2 separate regions of the Homo sapiens genome follow, and region 1 is linked to region 2. A link is a contact called in ENCODE Hi-C or POLR2A ChIA-PET data. All regions are on one chromosome and are shown on one strand. The core of a region is the stretch at or near the end of the contact, and the rest is flanking DNA. Distances in the headings are between cores, read along the strand shown. Region 1 overlaps CMSS1 (cms1 ribosomal small subunit homolog). Region 2 overlaps CMSS1 (cms1 ribosomal small subunit homolog).

Region 1 (5,417 bases), core at 960-3,459, 59 kb before region 2:
ATATTTGCTTGGATGGCCTTCAGAATGCTGTGTACCAATGACTCCATGTGCCTCCTATTTGCCTTCTTTTGAATAGAAATGTCAATAAAGGTTATACTACACTTGTCCCACCACTGTGTGTTGAGCATGTGGGAGAGGTAACTTGTCTCTTTAGTTTCACAGGTTAAGAAGAAGAAATGTACTCAAAGAGCTGTACTTAAGGAATTAAAACTGAGGAGCCCCAACTGCACCTGGACCTGATTTAGATGACAAGATTTTGGATATTGAGCTCACACTGCAATGGGATGAGACTTTGCAATCCTTGGAGGGGTGAGTATATTCTGCACATTGAAGGGATATAAGTCACTGGGGGGCCAGAGGAAGAGTGTGGTAGCCAGATTCCAGGATAGCTCCTCATGATCTCGATCTCCCGGTACTCATATTCCTTTGTAATCTCTTCCCCATGAATGTGGACTGGATTTACTAACTCGCTTAATATGGCAGAAGTGACGAGGTGTCAACTCTGAGAATAAACTATAAAAAGATTGTGGTTTCTGTCTTGGGTGCTTTTGCTGGTTCCCTCTTGGATCACTCGGCCTGGGGAAAGGCAACTGCAACGCTGTGAGGCAACCCTGTGGAGAGGCTCAAATAGTGAGAGATTGAGACGTGCCGGCATCCACACCAGTGAGCTGCAAGGTAAACTCTCCCCAGCTAAGCCTCCAACCCCAGCCCACAACTTGGCTGGTACCTGACAAGAGAAGCAGAGCCAGAGGCACTGAGTTAAGCCATGTCTGTGAGATAACAGAAACTGACATAATAAATGTTTTTGTTTTATTTTAAGCTGCTAACTTTTGGGCAATTTGTCAATGAAACAATAGATTAATACACAGAACAGAACTGAGAAACCATAATGAAAAGGAAAAAGGTGAATCAGAGAATGAATAGGACACAGCTCTGTTTTCTTTCAACAATAGATAAGCATAATCTTGGAGATGAAGAGTGGAAGAAATATGAAATGACCAATGGTCAAATAAAGTAGTAGCAAGAAAATACAACAGTAGAGAAAGGAGAGCAAGAAGGGAAAGGGAGAAACACTCCTGCTGAAGATTCCTTTATGATTAAAGGAGATAAACAAAGGCCAGCAGAAGAAAAAAGAAGTCCACTGTGGTCTCTGAGCAGGAGAAGATGGGTCATGGAACCACTGAAATGTTACTGACATCATGGAAGCATCAAGGAAAAGTCAAAAAATCCTTCATAAGGGTTTATATTCTGGGAACCATAATTACAAAGTCACTAGGGCTGGCTCTGAAATGACTGATGCTGAAGAGGGAAGAGGGTGATGCAATCTCTAGGAGTAGGGAATTCATCATTTATTTTGGAAGTGATTACTGGGGGAAAAAGAACTATTGGCAAATCTTTATACTCACATTATTAAGCAGGCCAAGGATGATTATTTAGATGTGAAATGGTTGCTAGAGATGAGGTAGTTGCATGGATTTAAAAACTTTAAAGTTATAAATCTGCTGCTTAAAATACTGAACAAACTAGAGGCATGTATTCAGCGACAGAAATGTGAGGCCCAGCTATGGCAAAGGAGGGAACATCATCTATCTTGACAGATGCTCTTGCCTGGTGATATTAAAGCCTAAATGTATATTACAGCTGACAGCATCATGCCAAGTAGTTCCTGTACAAGCATAAAGAAAAACTGAAGGAATAGTACAGTCTTAAGCAAAGTTGAAACAAATCTAAAATTTAAATATAGCATAACATTTTTAAAAAATTGATCCAGAAAAAATGCAGTTATATTTAGAAAACATACATCTGGTCATATCTGCCAAATAAGAGCCCCAAACTGTGTTAGGTACTATAGTGGACACAAAAGAAACCCTGGCCCCAAGGGACTTACGAACCAGCTGGAGACTCAAGTTCTATGCGTGTAAACAATTAGAGAAGGACTCCTGAAAGGACAGACAGTATGCCTGACAAGTAAGTCATCCTTGGGGTGGTGGGATGAGTTCCAGAGGGAGAAGAGCAGTGGGAGAGAGAGGATGAAGGAGGCCACAGGGGAGTTGGAGGGACTGTGTGGGCAGGCAGGGATGGAGAGGACAGACCCCAGCCCTGAATGTCAAGGTGGAGGAGCCTTTCAAGGAGGGAATTGTGTTGGGAAATCAGGGATGTGGTTGGAGGAGGGATAGGGCATCACAAGGCCCCAAGAGACCTCTGCAGGCAGCTGTGTCAGGGAGGGGACAGCTCACAAGCTGGGACAAAGGGCTGAGATGGGAAGAGTCATGAGAAAACTGGGATACCGGTATGGTCATTCATTCCTTCATTTCACAAATAATGAGTGCCAATTAAGGGCAAGGTTCCATGTCAGGCGCTGTGGAGACGCACAGATAAAATCTGTCCTCGAGGTGAGTCTCCTGGGGATAAGCAGGGACCAAGATGGGCAACACTCATATGAGGCAGAGGAGCACATGCAGATTCTCATGTCAATTCAGAAAAAAATGATATTTCTCTGGCCAGGGAAATTAGGATAGGGTTGGAGAAAGGGGTTAGGACTTGGACTCTTCAAAGCAATTTGGTGGTGAAAGAAATTAAAGCAAGAGAAAAGTGATTAAAAGGGGGCAGTAACAGCTTAAGGTTTTGTAATTATTTTTTTGCTTGGCAGAAAATAGCAATGGCATGTGACCAACAAAACACATGAGAACACGGTTAATCCAATTTTCCTGAGCTGAAAGAGAGAGGACAGGTAAAAAGGAAAGTGAAAGCAACAGTATCCTTGGAGTCTGGCTCACAGCCAAGCAGATGGGCCATGACCCCCAGAACCCATCTCTCTGAGCCTCTGGTTCTTTGTAAAGTGGGTACCACCTACCTCCTAGGGATGCCGTGAGGATTATGTTACAGTGTGCCTTATACAGTAACAGTATTAACTGCTCAATAAAAGGTCTTTATTGTTTTACCAATGAGTCCAGAAAGAGCAAGGAACAAACAAGAAGAAAATCAAGGGGAAAGCAAGAAAAAAACGAAAGCCAATGGAGTATGAAGAAGACTACGTGCAAGTAAGTCCTGTAGGTAGACATTGATTAGAGGCAAAAGTCAGAGAGGGCATGACTATGGTATGATTAGTGGGATAAGCTAGGGAAAAATTAAACCCCACCTTGAGGAAATAAATTGAAGAGCTACGGATGTGTTACCCTGTAGGTTTCCAGAAGAATGATTGAAACTAAAACTAGTATAGGGCCTTTGAGCAAAATATTTAATGGTTGGAGAAAAAAAACCAAGATGATTATATATTAAACATGTATACCTTTCTGCATGTCCCTTCCCAGGAAGAAAAAATAATGGACAAAATAAAAAAGATTATAATATAATTATTAACTATATAATAATTAACACTTCAGTGATTACTCTCTGATAACCACTGTTTGAAGTGCTTATCAAGCACAGTCTTATTTAATCATCATTACAACTCTGTGAGGAAGAAATAATTGTTATCATTTACCAAGAAGGTGACTGAGTCACAGGGAAATTTAACTTGTCCACTTCGGTGGGCAAGTTAAGCAACACTACACTAAATTGCTTCTCACAGTTATCCTGAGCTGGGTCACAAACTTTGGGTAGAATAACACTCTGGTGTAATGAGTTTAAAGCACCTACAATAAGAATAAGACCCCAAATTGTTGCAATGAAAAATATAGTAACTTTGGATTGGTAATAGACAGTCCTTTAAAAGATCACACATAAGCCAGGCACTGCGGCTCATGCCTGTAATCCCAGCACTTTGGGAGGCCAAGGGAAAGAGGATCACTTGAGCCCAGAAGTTCGAGACCAGCCTGGCTAACATAGTGAGATCTCATCTCTACAAAAAGATAAAGAAATTAGCCGGTGTGGTGGTGCACATCGATAGTCCCAGCTGCTCAGGAGACTGAGGTGGGAGGATCACTTGAATTTGGGAGGTTGAGCCTGCAGTAAGCCATGATTGTGCCACTGTCCTCTAGCCTGGGCAACAGAGCAAGACCCTATCTCAAAAACAAACAAACAAAACCCCAAATCACATAGATTTATTAGGTTGGTGCAAAAGTAATTTTTTAAAATTAAAAGGAATGGCAAAAACCACAATTACTTTTGCATCAAACTAAATACCAATCAGGTTTGATGGAAACCCAATGAGAAAAAGCTACAAATGGATGTGAGTGGCATTTCTAAAGTCAGTAGGAAGATTAAAAAGGCAATAAAAGGTCACAAGTTTAGGAAAAAAGATTATCCAAATGGCCAATTCTGGTAATGGCAAAGACCACGAATCACCTGTTAAGAATGCATATGACAGACCATAATTCTGGGCAGAAATAAGGTCCCAGGAGCCTGCTGGCAGCATGGCCTGGTGCTGTAATCATGCACTCTAGTGTGTGATAACCTTCTCTATCTTTATACTATTTATCTCCTTTTAGGAGTTGTACCCAAAAGCATAAGGCTGGATTTTTGGCAAAAATGTGATGTAAGAATCTAAGATATTATTGTGAAATGCATTTATATAGTTAAAAAACATTAGGAACCAGGAGCAGTGGCTCACACCTGTAATCCCAGCACTTTGGGAGGCCAAGGTGGGTAGATTGCTTGAGCTCAGGAGTTTGAGACCAGCCTGGGCAACACAGAGAAACCTCATCTCTACAAAACATAAAAAAATTAGCTGGGTGTGGTGGTGCATGCCTGTGGTATCCCAGCTACTTGGGAGGCTGAGGTAAGAGGATTGCTTGAGCCCAGAAGGTCAAGGTTGCAGTGAGCCATGATTGTGCCACTGTACTACAGCCTGGGTGATAAAGCAAGATCCTGTCTCAAAAAAAAAAAAAAAAAAAAAAAGAAAAAGAATTAGGGCAAAAAACAGAACTTGCTGGTTTACAATGAAGGAAGCATGGCCCATGGCCTTTTCAAAGGGAAAGAAAGTAAAAGGCTCTCTTAAATCCCACCAACAACCGATATTAGGACATGGGGAGTTCAATAGAGAGGAGGAAAAGGCTGATTTCAGAATTTAACAGTGGTGGCTCTCCCACAGTGACCCCTCACCTGTTTGGTTTTCTCTGAAGGTACAGGAACTGGAACTGTCTCCTGCTGCATCACTTCTGTGTCTCCTTCTCCTTCACCATCTGATGCTTCTAGAAAATATAAAGTTTGAAAATCAGAAAAGTCTCTCTCTCTCATTGCTAGTGCAATCTTGGTACCATCTTTCTAGAAGGTTCTATCTCTTCACTTTTTAATTCTACCTCAAAGAAGCTGCACTTAAGGAAATGGTCCAAAGTAAAACAGATATTTAAGCACTAAGATGGCATTCTCATTTATAAAACTGAAAAACTAAAGATAACTTAGATGTGTCACCTTAGGAGGGAATGTTTTGTCACAGAACACTCATACAAGAGGACGTTTTACAGCCTTTAAAAAGT
Region 2 (5,624 bases), core at 2,408-4,907:
TCCCACATCATTAACTGCTAGGGAAATGCAAATGAAAATCAAAATGAAATATCACTACACATCTATCAGAATTACTAAAATTAAAAAAATAGTGATGACACCAAATGTTGGCAAGGATGCAGGGAAATTACATCACTCATACATTGCTGGTAGGAATGTAAGTTGGTACAGTAACTCTATAAAACTACCATATGAACCCAGCAACTGCACTCCTGGGCATTCATCCCAGGGAAATGAAAACTTGTGTTCACACAACAACCTGTACACAAATCTTTATGGTGGTTTTATTTGTAATAGCCAAAAAATGGAAAAAACTCAGATGTCCTAGATAACTCTTCAGAAAATTGTGCTATGTGATAAGTGAAAAAAATGTCAATCCTAAAAGGTTACATGTTGTATGATTCTATTTATATACTGTTTTTGAAGTGACAAAATTATATAAATTGAGAAGTAGTGATTGCCAGGGTTTCAGGAGAGAGTAGGGGATGGGAGGAAAATGGTTGTGGCTATAAAAGGTGAACATGAGGGATCCTTGTGGTGACAGAAATGTTTTCTAAGCTGTATCAATGTAAATATACTGGTTGTGACATTCCACTACAGTTCTGTAAGATGTTACCATTGGAGGAAACTGGTTGAAGTGTATGTGGAATCACTCTGCATTATTCCGTACAAATGCATGTGAATCACAATTATCTCAAAGTAAAAAGTTTACTTAAAAAATTAAAAGTATATATTTTTTGTAAAAAAGTATATATTTTTTGTAAGAAAAATAATGTAAGTATATATTTTTTGTAAGAAAAAATATGTATCAAAATCTTTATCCCTAGGTGGTAGTATATCAGTGACTTTCATTTTCTCCTTCTGGATTATCTGACTTTTTCTAAAATGAACATACATTGTTTTGGTAACTAAAAAGTTACAGAAGACATCAGCTATAAAAACACAGAACTAATATCTAATGACATAAGCTGCTCAACTCAGTATATCTGGTAATATGTTAGGCCAGAGGTCCCTGTTTTGATTTTGAGATTTCTAAGTGTCTGATGACCAGTGCATAGAGTATGTTTAAAATGAGCTAACCTTTTCTTTTAAAATTTTACACTTCAATTTTTTCCATTCTGTATTCTATTTCTGCAGTTATCTAGTAACCTCTACTCCTTCAACGTATTTATGAAACCCCACAAATTCTCAATTTATGGAACCTTTAGCATCAGGCTGGATCCATAGGTAGTGAGAGTTATGTGTATCCAGGAGAATGTCATATTTATAGATAGCTAAACTGAATAGAATTTGACCAGAAAGTCCCCGCTGTTAACTCCTGGAATGAGTTTGTCTTGTGAGAAGAATGGAACCATGATCCCAATACAGAGGTAATAGATACTTCTGATCCTTAGTCACTTAATTCTAAAGGATGCTGAATGCAGGGAGATAAGACATGAGGACAAGGTAGGACCTCAGAGTAAGTATGAATATTTTTTTCTCTAAAGGGAGAACCTAAAATAATAATAGCAATAATGTATGTTTGCTCAGTGCATACTAGATACCAGGCGTTATTCTAGGAGCTTAACATGCATTGACTCATTTAACCCTCATAACTAGTGGCCTTCCAACTGGGGTATGTGTACTGGGCATGCAAATACAAGATATACACATGCAAGGGTATTTTAAGGAAATTTGTCTTTAGACCTTAACTTCCATTTGTACTTTATTTTTCAGCTGCCTGAGAATCCAACTACATTCATATTGGCTTTTCCATGTTAAAAAAAAGCCAAACTTCTCACTCAAAACAAATCTTATTACAGTTCATTATCTTGTATACCATTGTCTTTGGGGTAAACAGACTCCTGGAATCCAAAATATGCTATGACGGGAAATCTACTGGTTTCAGGGACACATGCTTTCATCAGGACATCTTTAGCCAGCATGTCAACTATTTCCAATCACAATCAATTCTTATTTAATACTGTTATAGAATATTTACTCTTTTCTACCTCCTATTTAACAAAAATAAACTTTGAAAGCCATGATAAAAAGTTTTAGATCCAACTTAAAAATGTGTGAGGAAGTATGCATTTTTTCTAAATTCTTTACAGAGTACATTTTTAAGGACCACTGCTCATAATAGCCCTATGAAATAGATATTAATATCCGCAACCCCATTTTACATATGTGGCACAAATAAGGTCCAGAGAGATCAAGCAACTTGCCCTAGGACAGATAGCTGGTAAAGATCAGCGTTAAGATTCTAACCTGAGAAATCTGACCCTAGAACCTGAGTTCTTAACCACCATGTTATATACTGCCTTTACAGTTTCAATTAATATTTACTCAGGCCCAACGTGGAATCGGAACAATGTACCTGTGAATCACGAGAGGAGACGCTGAGCAAATAATCCTGTCTTAAGGAAAATATTGGAAATATGTCTAGAAAAAGGATTTTACTCTGACTAATGATACTGGTAGAAAATGGTTAGTTTTCCATTATTTTTATTCTTGTCAGAGATGGCAGAAACAGGAATTTGGGATACTCAAGTGGCTGCAGATAAAAAGATTATGTGGGAAATTGAGAAGCTAGTTATACTTTTGTAATGTAAGTCAGGCACGTAAGTTAGAACATGGCTACACTTTTGGTGACAGAATAACTTATGATGCTTATGGCTGGGAACAGGGTAGAAGGCTTGTGCTGCAAAGCATTTATCAGCATGCATCTTTAAAACTGGCTGCTCTTGTTACCTAATTTCTTACACTTCTTCTTCCCTTACAAAACATGAGTCTTTCCAATCAAATTCCACAAAGTTCATTTATTAAAACATTTTGTTTTGGAAGAAGAAGGTGAACATACATACACATACATACATGCACACCCCTTAAAGGCAGGGTTTCTTTTTTCTTTTTTTTTTTTTTTTTTGAGACGGAGTCTCGCTCTGTCGCCTAGTCTGGAGTGCAGTGGCGCAATCTCGGCTCACTGCAAGTTCCGCCTTCCAGGTTCACGCCATTCTCCTGCCTCAGCCTCCCGAGTAGCTGGGACTACAGGTGCCCGCCACCATGCCCAGCTAAGTTTTTGTATTTTTAGTAGAGACGGGGTTTCACCGTGTTAGCCAGGATGGTCTCGATCTCCTGATCTCGTGATCCGCCCACCTCGGCCTCCCAAAGTTCTGGGATTACAGGCGTGAGCCACTGTGCCCGGGCCTAAGGTAGGGTTTCAGGAATGACATTTTCCAAATGACCTTGGGTTAAAATTACTTGTAATCCCAAGCTACTTTGAAATGTTTAACCTCTGCACTCATTTCAAGTTTTCTTAAAATATACTTTAGACTACATGGGATGGAATGAAGCAGGCAAGCTCTAGGGAGGATAGGAGATACCATATTCCTGAGGCCAGTCAGCCTGTCAGCACTGGCATACCTGCAGAGAGCTCCTAGGACAGTGGTGATCAGACAAGTTGTGCAGTTCTGATGGAGAGGTTTTCCTGAGCATTTGGGTGTCCTAATTAAATACAGCCTTATTTCATGATAGGAGTGACTCAGGGTCAAAGGCAATGGGAAATGCTACAGAGAACACGACTGCAACACCAGGAAGGCTTTGGAAAGGCAGAGGCTAGTGTTGCAGAGAAAGAGCCCAGGCAGGGGATTGCAGAACAGTTTCATAACCTACCACTGGGAGGGCCTGGGCAAGTCATGCATCTCTGTCGCCTGGTTTTGCTCTCAAAGACTATGACTCAGAAAATCAGAGGTGGAATTGCTTTCTCTAAATTTCTTAGAAAATGTTATAAGGTAGAGGAATAATCTCTTCCCTGAAAAATCACGACCAGCATGATTGAATCCCATGCTTGCATTCCCAGCTGCACTTTTCCAAAAGGTGTTTTCAATTATTTTCAGTGAGCTAATGTTCCCTTGACTATCTTAAAGACTCAGAAGATCGGGACAGTTAAATTTGAATCTTGAAGAAAACAATAGCAAACAGCTGCACAATGGACCCATGTGGACAAAGGTGCCTGGGGCCTTACTAGAAGGGGCATTCATAGAGTGCTTCATAGTTTAGGGAGGGACTGCCCTTGGAACAAGCCCTCCATGGAAGGAGCTCAGAAGGATCAGCTGCAGACAGTGAAGCAATGAGCTTTGAGATAAACATCAGTGAAGTTTTCTGTGGCTCCACGCACTCCTATCAGGAGAAAAGCTAGCTGGCTTTGCAGTTGCGGGGGAGTAGGGAAGATGAGTGTACTATTTCCTCCCTCCAATTTTGTTCAGTACTAGAGGAGGTCTTAGAGATCATCTGAGTCAATTCCTACAGTTCACAGCCTAGGAAACGGAAGACAAGACTTGCTCCAGGTCACTGAACTAGTAGGTGGCAAAAATGGAGACTAGAATCCAGTTGTTCCTAATATGACATTCTACTTAAAAAGCCTGACTAAATCTTCCTCAATTAGCCACGGGTGTCTTCTTTTCCAGATTATTAACGAGCAATGAATTCTTACTTCATACAAATGCCTATGAAATTTGTATTTATATTATACTACCTTTTCACTCAATGTAAGACATCAGTAAAGTGATTCAGTTATCAAATATCATATAAAGAACCATAATGGGAAATGCTTAGTTCTAGTCTGTTAAATTGTTCAGTTTTAGAAATGTTTCTGCTTCCTATCCTTTTTGCTTGACATGAGGCTTTGACTTATAGGTGGATGCAGAAAAATCTTCATATCTTCATCTCCATCTACTCTTTAGGGCTTTAAATTCAGTTAATCCATTACTTGCATAAAGTTAGTAAAAACAAAGAATATTTAATTTTGAAGAGTATTAGCTAGCATTGTTGAGTAGGAAAGAACAGGAAAACCAAGTAAATCTCTCTGGATGGTTTTGCTTGTGGATATGCGTGTAGTAATAGAAAATGCAACTGAACTCTAAATAATAAAATACTTCCTGTAGGGCAAATACAGCCAGAAAAATTGGAAAGCAGATCAATAAGATTACTACATATCTTTAAGCCACTGAAAACAAGAGCTAGACGTTGGAATGTATTAGCAAAGTAGCTATGTCTAGACACTTCATGTTAACTATATTATATAACTTTTACTCTTGGATACTTTACTGGTAGGGAAATGGATAAAATGATCCTCACTGATGCCTTCTAATACTGGTGCCTTACAGAGCAGAGGTGGGTAATGTCCTTATTTCATCAAAGGATACTTTCTCTCTGGAGAGTGTAAACCATGATTGATTCAAGTACATGCAAACAGTGACTTACTTAGTGCTTCTGAAAAATTTCTGAGTCAGAAGGACAAAAAATAAACATAACAAAAAACAAACATTTACATCACAAAAAGGAAAAAAAAGCTCACTAAATAAATACTACCCAGAGAAAGAAACTGGTTTCATATTGTAGTGAATTAAAAGATACAAAAAAGTGGGGCAGATAGAGAAGAGAGACAAAAATATGAAGAAAAAGAAATTACAAGGCACAAGGACAAGAAAATATGTCAGGATTAGCAAGAAAAATGGGAGACTCAAGGGAGTGATGAGGAGAAAAAGAAGAGAGAGAAAACTGCAGAGAAGGAGAGAAAGTGCAAGAACTTGATGTCTCTGTAAGACTGAGGAAACTGGTGTGCTTTGACACTTTTGAAAATG

What was found. Hi-C counts contacts between places; a loop is a spot of excess contacts on that map. ChIA-PET counts read pairs that join two places held with the same protein, here RNA polymerase II (POLR2A). Pooled maps may share reads with other maps.
Region 1: a map of posterior vena cava shows a loop between it and region 2 (2.6-fold over the local background). The contact joins two enhancer-like sites. A Hi-C loop is called at or near these places in 20 of 168 maps with a recorded cell type or tissue (PC-3, PC-9, adrenal gland and 10 more) and 15 of 50 pooled maps. POLR2A ChIA-PET finds 5 or more read pairs at or near these places in 1 of 52 experiments (AG04450).

What each region holds. Positions count from the first base shown.
Region 1 is chr3:100,146,688-100,152,104 of GRCh38, reverse strand. CMSS1 (cms1 ribosomal small subunit homolog) reads right to left here. Exons shown (of 10, transcript NM_032359.4): 2 at 5,044-5,132. It overlaps LOC105374009 (a long non-coding RNA gene), which reads left to right. Exons shown (of 5, transcript XR_007095984.1): 3 at 155-309; 4 at 2,955-3,041. Among named protein-coding and RNA genes, the nearest start is that of FILIP1L, 35 kb to the right of the region's middle. Within about 2 kb of position 2,209, at least 2 of the 41 ENCODE cell types and tissues checked have a DNase peak (open chromatin) inside an H3K27ac peak, as active enhancers do; they include gastrocnemius medialis and psoas muscle, where a contact is called at or near this core.
Region 2 is chr3:100,088,569-100,094,192 of GRCh38, reverse strand. The region is part of intron 1 of CMSS1 (cms1 ribosomal small subunit homolog); the gene reads right to left. All of the region lies in intron 1 of FILIP1L (filamin A interacting protein 1 like), which reads left to right. Among named protein-coding and RNA genes, the nearest start is that of FILIP1L, 23 kb to the left of the region's middle. RefSeq lists an enhancer at 3,520-4,020. Within about 2 kb of position 3,657, at least 3 of the 41 ENCODE cell types and tissues checked have a DNase peak (open chromatin) inside an H3K27ac peak, as active enhancers do; they include gastrocnemius medialis and psoas muscle, where a contact is called at or near this core.